Regions from separate parts of the Homo sapiens genome. Here region 1 is linked to region 2. Evidence: read pairs that join two places in POLR2A ChIA-PET (ENCODE). Cell type or tissue: Panc1. All regions are shown on one strand. Links, peaks and the distances in the headings refer to the core of each region. The heading gives the core; the rest is flanking DNA.

Region 1 (5,368 bases), core at 196-5,195, 58 kb before region 2:
GGGATCTGCCCATGCTCTGCTTCTCGACCTGTGTTTTCACCTGTAATCAGCAATGCCACTTATCAGTGTCTCTGAACCCTATCTCATTTAAGCCCATGACAGTCCAGTGAACTCGGCACTTTTATAATCCTTGTGTTATGCCTAGAAGCTGGCAGACGGAAGAATCTTGCTCAAGGCCACCCACTAGCGAGCAGCAGCCCTGGGGCCTGTCCCCACCCTGCACATCTGCCCCTCACTGCTGACCACCCTGGCTTATCTCAGGGTCTGATTTCTCCTTGTGAACTCTAAACTCTTCTTTCCAGCTACCAGGCAGATGCCTTGTGGACAGCTTGCCCCCGTATCCACAAGGTACCTCCCAGTACTCCTGGCTGCCCTCTGCTCCCTGCTCCATTCCTTGTCTTGGCTGTGGGCATCACCACCTAGCCAAGCACTTGAGCCCTCACAACCAGACTAACCACAGGCCGGTGAAAGGGCTGAAGCCTCCCTGCCTTTTCACCAGGCTGAGTTTTCAGAACTCAGTGTCTTCTCCTCTCTGTTGTATTTTTTTTTTTTAATTCCCCATCTCCCCAGGTTGGATTTGTCTTTTATTAAGATATAATTCACATAATAAAATTCACTATTTTAAAGTGTACAAGGCCAGGCATGGTGGCTCATGCCTGTAATCCCAGCGTTTTGGGAAGCCGAGGCAGGAGGATTGCTTGAGGCTAGGAGTTCAAGACCAGCCTGGGCAACACAGGGAGACCTCATCTCTGCAAAAAATAAAAAATAAAAAAATTAGCAGTACTTGGATTTGTATTTTATTAAGATTTAAATCACATAATAAAATTCAGTATTTTAAAGTGTACAGGGCCAGGCATGGTGGCTCATGCCTATAATCCCAACATTTTGGGAGGCCAAGGCAGGCAGATCACTTGAAGTCAGGAGTTCGAGACCAGCCTGGCCAGCATGGTGAAACCCTGTCTTTACTAAAAATACAAAAAAAACATTAGCCAAGTGTGGTGATGCAGCCTGTAATCCCAGCTACTCGGGAGGCTGAGGCAGGAGAATCACTTGAGCTCAGGAGGCAGAGGTTGCAGTGAGACAAGATCGCGTCACTGTACCCCAGCCTGGGCGACAGAGCAAGACTCTGTCTAAAAAAAAACAAAACAAAACAAAAATTAGCCATGCACGGTGGTGGCGTGCATTTGTAATCCTAGCTACTTGGGAGGCTGAGGCAGGAGGATTGCTTGAACCCAAGAATTTAAGGTTGCAGCAAGCGATGATCACACTACTGCACTCCAGCCTGGGCAGGCAACAGAGTAAGACTGCCTCTAAAAAAAATAAAAAATAAAAAAATAAACTAAAAATTAAGCATAGGATTCAGTGCCATTTAGTACCTTCACAATGTTGTGTAACCATCACCACCATCTAATTCCAGAACAATTCCATTGCTCCCAAAAGAAACTCCATACCTATTAGTTGTTAGTCCCAATTCCTCATTCCTCCTAGGCCCTGGCAACCGCTAATCTGCTTTGTTTCTATGGATTTGCCTAGTTGTGGATGTTTCATATAAATGAGATCATACACTATGTGGTCTTCATGTCGGGCTTCTTTCACGGAGCATAATGTTTTCAAGGTTCCTATATGTTGTAGCAGCAAGTGTCAGTGGTTCCTTTTTTTTTTTTTTTTGAGACAGAGTCTTACTCTGTCGCCCAGGCTGGAGTGCAGTGGCGCGATCTCTGCTCACTGCAACCTCTGCCTCCTGGGTTCAAGCGATTCTTCTGCCTCGGCCTCCTAAGTAGCTGGGACTACAGGCGCCCGCCACCATGCCCAGCTAATTTTTGTGTTTTTAGTAGAGACAGGGTTTCACCATATTGGCCAGGCTGGTCTCGAACTCCTGATCTCGTGATCCGCTCACCTCGGCCTCCCAAAGTGTTGGGATTACAGGCGAGAGCCACTGCACCCGGCCAGTTCCTTTTTAAGGCCAAATAATATTTAATTGTATGGCTGTGCCACATTTTGTTTATCCATTCATACATTGATGGATATTTGGGCTCTTTCCACTTTGTGGTGTGAGTAATGTTGCAGTAAACATGCATGTACAAGCATTTATGTGGATGTATGTTTTGGATTCTCTAGGGTATATACTTAGGAATTGCCCTGTCCTAGAGTTTCATAACTGCATTCCTTGTGCATCTTGTCTGCCCAGCAGTGCTGTCCCCTTAGTGGGCACCCAGGGTCTCTCTGGGTTGGGCCCCTGCTGACCCTTCCATCACTGCATTTCTTTACTTCTCCTATACTGCATATTCCAGCATTTGGAGCTCTCTATAGCCCCTGAGTGTGCTGTGCTATTCCTGCCTTTGGGCCTCTGCTCATGTGTATCTGGCATGGTCCCTTCCCCTTTTGTCTGACGGCCTCTATCTTTTTACCCCCGGCCTGGCTGTCACCTCCTTGGTGCAGCCTTGTCCCGCATCACTTCTCATCCTCTGAGGCCAGTCCCTCCCTCTGAGGGGGCCTCCATTTTGTCCATTACACACCAGCTTTCAGCTGCAGGGGGGTGTTACCCAGGCAGCTTCTCTGGCTCTGTATCTGTGTGGTTCCTGGCGTCTAGCAGGTGCCAACAAACACATGTGGAATTAACTTTAAGGCACTGCATGTGCTTTTCCAAGTGTGCATGTCACAGATCTGTGTGTGACCCACACAGATTTGTATGTCTGCCCCTGCAGACATACAAATGAATATAGAATCAAGGTGTACCTCCCATTACTCTCTGGACCCCTGGGTGTCGGTGGCCTCATATTTGCTTCTCTGTGACCCAGACAGGACTTGGAGAGCTCTAGAGTGATTCTGAGGAAACCCAGTCCCCTTTAACCCAAACAGGTGACCTAACTGTTCCAGACTACTGGGGAAGCTCTGGTCACAGGGGACATGCGACCTGTCTTTTGGCTCTTTCCCTTCACTCCTCTAAGCATGTGGCTGAGTAGCCTGCAGACAGATGGCCTGTCCCTTCCGTCCTTCCAGACCAGCCCCCTTGGAGATGGCCCTGGGCAGGGAGAAGGCAGGCCCCAAAGCAGCCTCCAGGTCCCGGGAGAAAAGCATAGTTGCTACCCTGGTGTTGTTGGTAATGACTTGGCAGTGGAGGGAGGAGGGTGCATACCTCCAGGAGGATAGTAGCAGGGGAGCCACGGAGTAGCTGCCCCATGGCTTGGGTACTGTGCTGCAGATCTCATCGCTGAAGGTGTGGCTAAGGCTGTCCCACCAGGTGTTTGGGATGCTGTCTGGCCCCTATACCAGCCCCACTCAGGGCCAGAGGGCTCTAAATGAGTCACTCAGCTCTGGCTTTGCCAGGTGGCCCAGGGTAGGGGGATGCCTCAGGTGGGCACATCACGGTGCTGCCAAAGACTCAAGGAGGAAGAGGGGTGTGTCTGGCCACTACCCAGAGCTCACTCAGGGTACTAGGGATGGAAGGGAAGAGGAGGGGAATGCTGTCTGACCTGACAGCATTGCACAAGTCAGCCGTCCTGCAAGGTGGCTCTTTGCTGCTTTTCTTCTCGCTGGTTCTCCCCTGTCCTTCTCTAGCTGGGATTCCAGCTCTAGTCAGCCAGTGACATCTCCCCCGTACCCAGGCCAGTGAGCCAGATTTTTTTCCAAGCCTCAAGTCAGGCAGGTTCGGGGAGGAGACAGCCTCTCAGGCGAGTGAGCTCTAGAGGCCCTTCCTCGGAGAAGCCCAGCCCTCCTCCTCCTCCCTTCTTGGCCCTCTCCTCTCCCTGGGCCTCTTCCCCACGTGGCTCATTACAACTCCAGTTGTTCAGGTCTTGACCTCAAGAGCCTTCCCTATTGACCCCTGACCAGCGATACTAATCTGTGTCAACAGGCCCCAGGGGTTAAAGAAACACAACCCGCCGCTGCCGCCTTAGCAGGTGCCTGGAGGGGGCGGGGCGGCTCCCGGGAGCAGCCGGGCGGCTGCGGGAAGGCACTTCTTAGGCGCCGCCTCCTCCTCACAGCGCCCGCCTTCTCCGCTCCGGCTTCATGCTCTCCAGGTTTCTCCACTTCCTTTGCAGACCTCCCTCCTGCCGATTACCCACTCCTCTGTGCCCCATTTCCCTTCTGTCTTTCCTTTGCTGTCCACTCTGCTTGCAGGATTTGGGACCAAACGCCCTCAGGCATCCAGGTGGTGCCCGGGTTGATATGCAGCTGCCTGCCCTTGCACCTCTGGGGGCTTGTTAAAATGCAGATCCTGGGGCTTGTCCAAGTGGGTAGGTCTGGGCAGGGCTCGTGAATCTGCATTTCCACCTAGTACCCAGGTGCTGTTGGTCCTCCAGGCTTTCCCCCTGCCTCTGCCAGCTGCTGCCTCTCTGAGATGTGCTCTTTTGTCTCCAGGAATGGAGCCATCCTTAGGAGACAGAGGCACACTGCTGGCCATCTAGGCTGGGGGTAGAGCCCAGATGGGAGCCCACCTGGATGGCACGAACCACCTGAGTGATCCCCCTGTTCTCAGAACACAGGTGGGTCACCTGAGGATGTCCTGGTGACGATGCAGGAGCTGCCAGGCAGGACCACCATGAGTCACTGGGGGTCATGCCAGTGAGCTTCCTGCGCTGCTGGCCCTGGCTCTGCTGAGGGCCATGTCAGGGTGAAGGGGGCACACTCCTGGCTTAGATAAGACAATCCAGATTCTCTCAGAGAAACAGTCACATGTCAGACATGTGCCCTTTCTTGGGCTGAACCTAGAGTTGTTCATAGCCTGGCCTTAACCCTGCCGATTCCATATACTGTGCTCATCTCGACCCAGTTGAGGCTGTGCTTCTGTGCTTCTTGGAACGGCTCGGCTCCAGGGCCGTGAGGTTGGCACCCCCTGCACCCGTCCACACACACAGACCAGAGGAGTGAGGATGATGAGGACAGGGACATTAATCACAGTTCTGTTCTGCCTGGCACTGCAGCCCAAGTCCCCAGGAGTCTGTGTCTTCCCATGTTCCCTTCGTCCTGTTCACAGGGAGGTGGAAATCCAGACAGAAACCTGCCTTCTCCTCCATCCCCACTTGAAGCTGCTGGTACTGCCTCTGGCCATCCAGCCTTAAGACGTCCCTTCCTTCCGTGTGGCCCCACAGCCACAGGCTGCCCCTCCTGCACAGTGCACACATGTCTGGCAGGAGATGGCCCAGAGAAGGTGCTAAGCAGAATGCGGGGTAGGGCTTCATCAGGGCCTGGTGTGCTGGGTGGTTTGACAGTGTTTTGTGGGGGTCTTTCCTGTAGCTCCAGGAAACCTAGATGGGGGTCAGGCTGGCTGAGGGAGCACCCTTGGGTGCTGCCCTTTTTCCGAGTGCTCTGCTTCTCTTTGACTTTACTCTCTATCCCCTAGTCACCCCAACCCACTCCTTTTCCTTCT
Region 2 (5,368 bases), core at 256-5,255:
GGAGGTTGCAGTGAGCTGAAATCGCACCACTGCACTCCAGCCTGGGCAAGAGAGTGAGCCTCTGTCTAAAAAAAAATAAAATAAAGATACAGGGTCTCACTCTGCTGCCCAGGCTGGAGTGCAGTGGTGCGATCGCCATCAAAGCTGCAGTCTGGAACTCCTGGGCTTGAGCAACCCTCCTGCCTCCGCCTCAAGCTCCTGAGTAGCTGGGACGACAGGCAGGTACCACCATGCCCAGCTAATTTTTTTAGTTTTCTGGTAGAGATGGAGTCTTAATTACTGTGTTGCCCAGGCTGGTTTCATTCCTGGGCTCAAGCGATCTTCCCGCCTTGGCCCCCAAAGCACTGGGATTATAGGAATGAGCCACCATGCCTGGCCTTAATAAACATTTTTATTTAACGACTGTGTGCCTGCATTGTTCTCAGTGCTGGGAATAGACAGTGAACAAAATGGACAAAAAGTTACCCCTGGTATGCTGGTAATGCTAATTTTCTTTTCTTTTGGGATGGAGTCTCACTCTGTCGCCCAGGCTGGAGTGCAGTGGTGCGATCTCGGCTCACTACAAACTCTGCCTCAGGTTCAAGCGATTCACCTGCCTCAGCCTCCCGAGTAGCTGGGACTACAGGCATGTGCCACCACACCTGGCTAATTTTTTTTTTTTTTTTGTATTTTTAGTAGAGACAGGGTTTCGTCATGTTGGCCAGGCTGGTCTTGAACTCCTGACCTCAGGTGATCTGCCTGTCTTGGCCTCCCAAAGTGCTGGGATTACAGGTGTGAGCCACTACGCCCAGCCCAGTCAGCAGATTTAGTTATTTTTATTTTTATTTATTTATTTATTTATTTATTTGAGACGGAGTCTTACTCTGTCACCCAGGCTGGAGTGCAGTGGCGCTATCTCGGCTCACTGCAAGCTCTGCCCCCCGGGGTTCACGCCATTCTCCTGTCTCAGCCTCCCGAGTAGCTGGGACTACAGGCACCTGCCACCACGCCCGGCTAATTTTTTTTTTTTTTTTTTTGTATTTTTAGTAGAGACAGGGTTTCACTGTGTTAGCCAGGATGGTCTCAATCTCCTGATCTCGTGATCCGCCTGCCTCGGCCTCCCAAAGTGCTGGGACTACAGGCATGAGCCACCGCACCCAGCTATTTTTTTATTCTTTTTGAGATGGAGTCTCGCTCTGTCGCCCAGGCTGGAGTGCAATGGCGCGATCTAGACTCACCGCAACCTCTGCCTCCCAGGTTCAAGCGATTCTCCTGTCTCAGCCTCCTGAGTAGCTGGGATTACAGGCACCCACCACCACACCATGCCCAGCTAATTTTTGTATTTTTAGTAGAGATGGGGTTCCACCATGTTGGCCAGGCTGGTCTTGAACTCCTGACCTCAGGTGATCCACCTGCCTCAGCCTCCCAAAGTGCTGGGATTACAGGCGTGAGCCACCTACCCAGCCCCAGTCAGCAGATTTTGAATCTCACTTGAAGAATGGGCACGAGTCTGTGTGGGGCAGCATCTGTGTTGTCTGCACACACATGTGCTTCCATGTCTGTGGGCAGCCCTGGCCGCTCCTGCATGTGCTTGCCCCTACCTGGGCTCCACACTGAGAATGCGGAACGCTGGGCTAGTCTCTGATAGTCGCTCCCGTTTCACCGGACATTCCTTCTCCTGGGGGCAGAGGTCAGAGGTTAGGGAATACTAGGCCCAAGGGACCTCCAGGTGACCACCACCTGCCCTCCCACCTGCATGAGGTCAGCCCTGCCCTCACCCAGCAACGCATGATGTCCCAGAGGGCAGAGGCAGGGGCATCCGTCTTCACAGCGTTCTTACAGGCGTGGGAGAGTGAGACCCGGAAGTCAGCGTGGAGGAGGGCCGACCTGGGGAACAGCAGGGATTATGAGGGAGATGCCGGACTCCTTGACCCCAAAGCCCAAGCTGACCAGCGTAGGTAAGACTACCTTCGGCAAGGGCTCATGGCTACAGAGTTCATTTCTTTTCTTTTCTTTTTTTTTTTTTTTTTTTTTTTGAGATGGAGTCTCGCTCTGTCGCTCAGGCTGGAGTGCAATGGCGCAATCTTGGCTCACCACAGCCTCCGCCTCCTGGGTTTAAGCGATTCTCCTGCCTCAGCCTCCCGAATAGCTGGGACTATAGGCATGTGCCACCACGCCCAGCTAATTTTTGTATTTTTAGTAGAGACAGGGTTTCACCATGTTGGCCAGGATGGTCTCGATCTCTTAACCTTGTGATCCGCCCGCCTCAGCCTCCCAAAGTGCTGGGATTACAGGAGTGAGCCACCGTGCCTGGCCTTCTTATTTATTATTTTTTTGAGGTGGAGTCTCACTCTGTCGCTCAGGCTGGTGTGCAATGATGCAATCTTGGCTCACTGCAGCCTCTGCCTCTCAGGTTCAACCAATTCTCCTGTCTCAGCCTCCTGAGTAGCTGAGATTACAGGGATGTGCCATGACGCCTGGCTAATATTTTGGTATTTTTAGTAGAGATGGGGTTTCGCCACGTTGACCGGGCTGGTCTCGAACTCCTGGCCTCAAGTGATTCGCCCGCCTCAGCCTCCCAAAGTGCTGGGATTACAGGCATGAGCCACCACACCTGGCCTTTTTCTTTTTCTAATTATTATTATTATATTTTAAATGGAGTCTCGCTCTGTTGCCCAGGTTGATGTGCAGTGGCGCAATCTTGGCTCACCACCGCCTCCTCCTCCTCCCAGGTTCCAGTGATTCTCGTGCCTCAGCCTCCCAAGTAGCTGGGACTACAGGCATGTGCCACCACACCCAGCTAATTTTTGTATTTTTAGTAGAGACAGGGTTTAACCATTTTGACCACGCTGGTCTTGAACTCCTGACCTCAAGTGATCTGCCCACCTCAGCCTCCCAAAGTGCTGGGAATATAGGCATGAGCCAATAAGCCTGGCCTAATTTTTTTTTTTTTTTTTTTTTTTTAAAGAGACAGGGTCTCATTTTGTCACCCAGGCTGGAGTGGCATGATCATAGCTCACTTTAGCATCAAACTCCTGGCCCAAATGATCCTCCCACCTCAGCCTCCTGAGTAGTTAGGACTATAGGCATGTATCACCATGCCAGGCTAATGGGTGTGTGTGTGTGTGTGTGTGTGTATACATACGTATGTATGTGTGTGTATATGTATGTGTGTGTACATATATATTTATTTATTTATTTGTTAGAGATAGGGTCTTACTACGTTGCCCAGGTTGGCCTCAAGTGATCTTCCTGCCTCAGCCTCCCAAGGTACTGGGATTACAGGAATGAGACAGTGCACCGGGTTCTCCCCACCCCCTCGCAAGTTCTATGCATGAGAATCCCTGGACTTGCCCCAGGCCACCCTGTGGTCTGGGACAGGCTCCTCCCGACCCCAGGGGCTCTTACCGCAACTGCAGGAGGCTTGGTGTGTTGCAGTGGATGGTGCTGCTCAGCTGGTCCAGGGTGTAGTACAGAGGCACGTCCGGGAGCTCCTGCGATGGGGGACAGGATGGGCATGAGTGGAGATGGACGGGCACAGGTGGAGCCCCCTTCCCCGTCACAGCCCGGCTCTCACCTCAGTGATGACGCTCAGGACCCCTCGGATCCGCTCCGAGGTGTGGAAGCGGCCGGGGTTAGCGCTCACAGCCTCCAGGACACGGCCCACAAAATCCAGGTCATGGATGGGCTCTGCCCACATGGGGCCACCAAGCTGGGGGCGCACCGGGGACAGGTGAGCAGGGACTATGACCTTCAAGACCCTCTTGCTCCTTTGCCTCCCCTGGCCTAGCCCTACCTGGTGTCGTTGCCCACAGTGTTCACACTCGGGGGTCACAGGGGGACCACAGGCTGCAGAGAACTTGGCCCTAAACAGAGAGGGGTGGTTGGTGGGGAGGGAGGAAAACCCTGGGACTCCCCTTCTTCTCCTTCCTCCCTGCTCACCGGCCGCTGGGGACTCCTGACGCTTTGCCGAGACGCTGAAGGTGGAAGGCCCCGCAGCCCACACACTGGAACACCAGCGCCTGCTTGCTGTGGGGGGTACCAGTGGCCACGAGTTCCCAGCGTGACCACGACACCCCAACTCCTCCCTTAGACTGGCTCTGTCCCTTAAGAAGCCCCAGATCCCCCAGGGCAAGGTCCTGTCTCCTCTCTCAATCCACCACCGCTCTCTGCCCCCGGGCTGACCTGGCTGAGGCCTTGACCTTGGCCTGGCCGGTGAAGACACGGACAAAAACACGCACGTAGAAGTCAGCGCTGATGCTGAGCAGCGGCACCACGAAGCGCTGGTAGCAGTTGGCGCGGAGGTCCAGGCTGTGCAGGACGATTCTCAGGGCCTGGGGGTGGGGGGTGGGTGTCAGCCTCCCCTCCACTATCCACCCACCCCACCAGGAGCCCTATGTGGTACTCACAAGTACAGGCTCAGGGCCAGCTCCCTGGGATCCAAGCCCACCCCTGAAAGTCCTGGCTGTGGGACCCTCAACAAGTGAGTATCCCCTCTCTGTGCCTCAGTTTCTTCATCTGCAAAATCACAACAGTCCCTGTCTGTGGCACTGCTGGGGGCACTAAACGAGTGAGGAAAGCATAGATCCAACCTATTCTGACCAGCATTATCGGTGTGCCATGTGGCATGTACTGAGGACCCACGTTCCAGCCCCCAAGGGCTCTGTGGGCAGGAAGTGGGGATACTAGGTGCTGTAGAACTGCTGGGGCCTGGGCCGGGCGTGGTGGCTCATGCCTGTAATCCCAGCACTTTGGGAGGCTGGTCAGGAGTTTGAGACCAGCCTGGCTAACATGATGAAATCCCCGTCTCTACTAAAAATACAAAAAATTAGCTGGGTGTGGTGGCGGGCGCCTGTAATCCCAGCTACTAGGGAGGCCGAGGCAGGAGAATCACTTGAACCTGGGAGGCGAAGGTTGCAGTTAGCTGAGATCTCACCACTGCACTCCAGCCTGGGCAACAAGAGTGAAACTCCATCTCAAAAAAGAAAAAAAAGCAAAACGGCTAGGGCTTTCCTGCTAGTGTGAGACTCTGATATGGGAAAGGAGACAGCATTTCCCGGGCTGACTTCATGACAGGACCCTTTAGGAACAAGGGCAAGAGCCCTCTGTGGACCACGCTGGAGTGCAGTGGCACTATCAAAGCTCACAATAACTTTGAACTCCTAGGCTCAAGTGATCCTCCTGCCTCAGCCTCCAGAGTAGCTGGGACCACAGGCATCCACCACCACACCTAGGTAATTTTTAGGGTTTTTTTGTAGAGATGGGGTCCTCGCTATGTTGCCCAGGTTCCTGACCTCAAGTGATCCTCCCACCTTGGCCTCCGAAAGTGCTAGGATTACAGGCATGAGCCGCTGCACTTCGCCACTCAGCCTTCTTGAATCCTGATCAG

The links. ChIA-PET counts read pairs that join two places held together with the same protein. Peaks named below come from ENCODE experiments on the same cell type or tissue, not always from the same donor. Only the 100,000 strongest peaks of a DNase experiment are listed, where the experiment ranks them.
Region 1: POLR2A ChIA-PET joins it to region 2 with 18 read pairs; 18 of 35 experiments call an interaction of 5 or more read pairs at or near these places.

What each region holds. Positions count from the first base shown.
Region 1 is chr19:13,047,944-13,053,311 of GRCh38, forward strand. All of the region lies in intron 2 of NFIX (nuclear factor I X), which reads left to right. Among named protein-coding and RNA genes, the nearest start is that of NFIX-AS1, 35 kb to the left of the region's middle. RefSeq lists an enhancer at 4,754-5,368. In Panc1, for the core only: no CTCF peak of the experiment used is centred there; no DNase peak of the experiment used is centred there; H3K4me3 peaks cover 297 bases; H3K27ac peaks cover 3,965 bases.
Region 2 is chr19:13,105,994-13,111,361 of GRCh38, forward strand. TRMT1 (tRNA methyltransferase 1) reads right to left here. Exons shown (of 17, transcript NM_001136035.4): 8 at 4,165-4,313; 9 at 3,922-4,008; 10 at 3,776-3,845; 11 at 3,557-3,691; 12 at 3,388-3,473; 13 at 1,758-1,866; 14 at 1,581-1,657. Among named protein-coding and RNA genes, the nearest start is that of LYL1, 5.8 kb to the left of the region's middle. RefSeq lists a silencer at 1-47 and an enhancer at 3,658-4,158. In Panc1, for the core only: no CTCF peak of the experiment used is centred there; no DNase peak of the experiment used is centred there.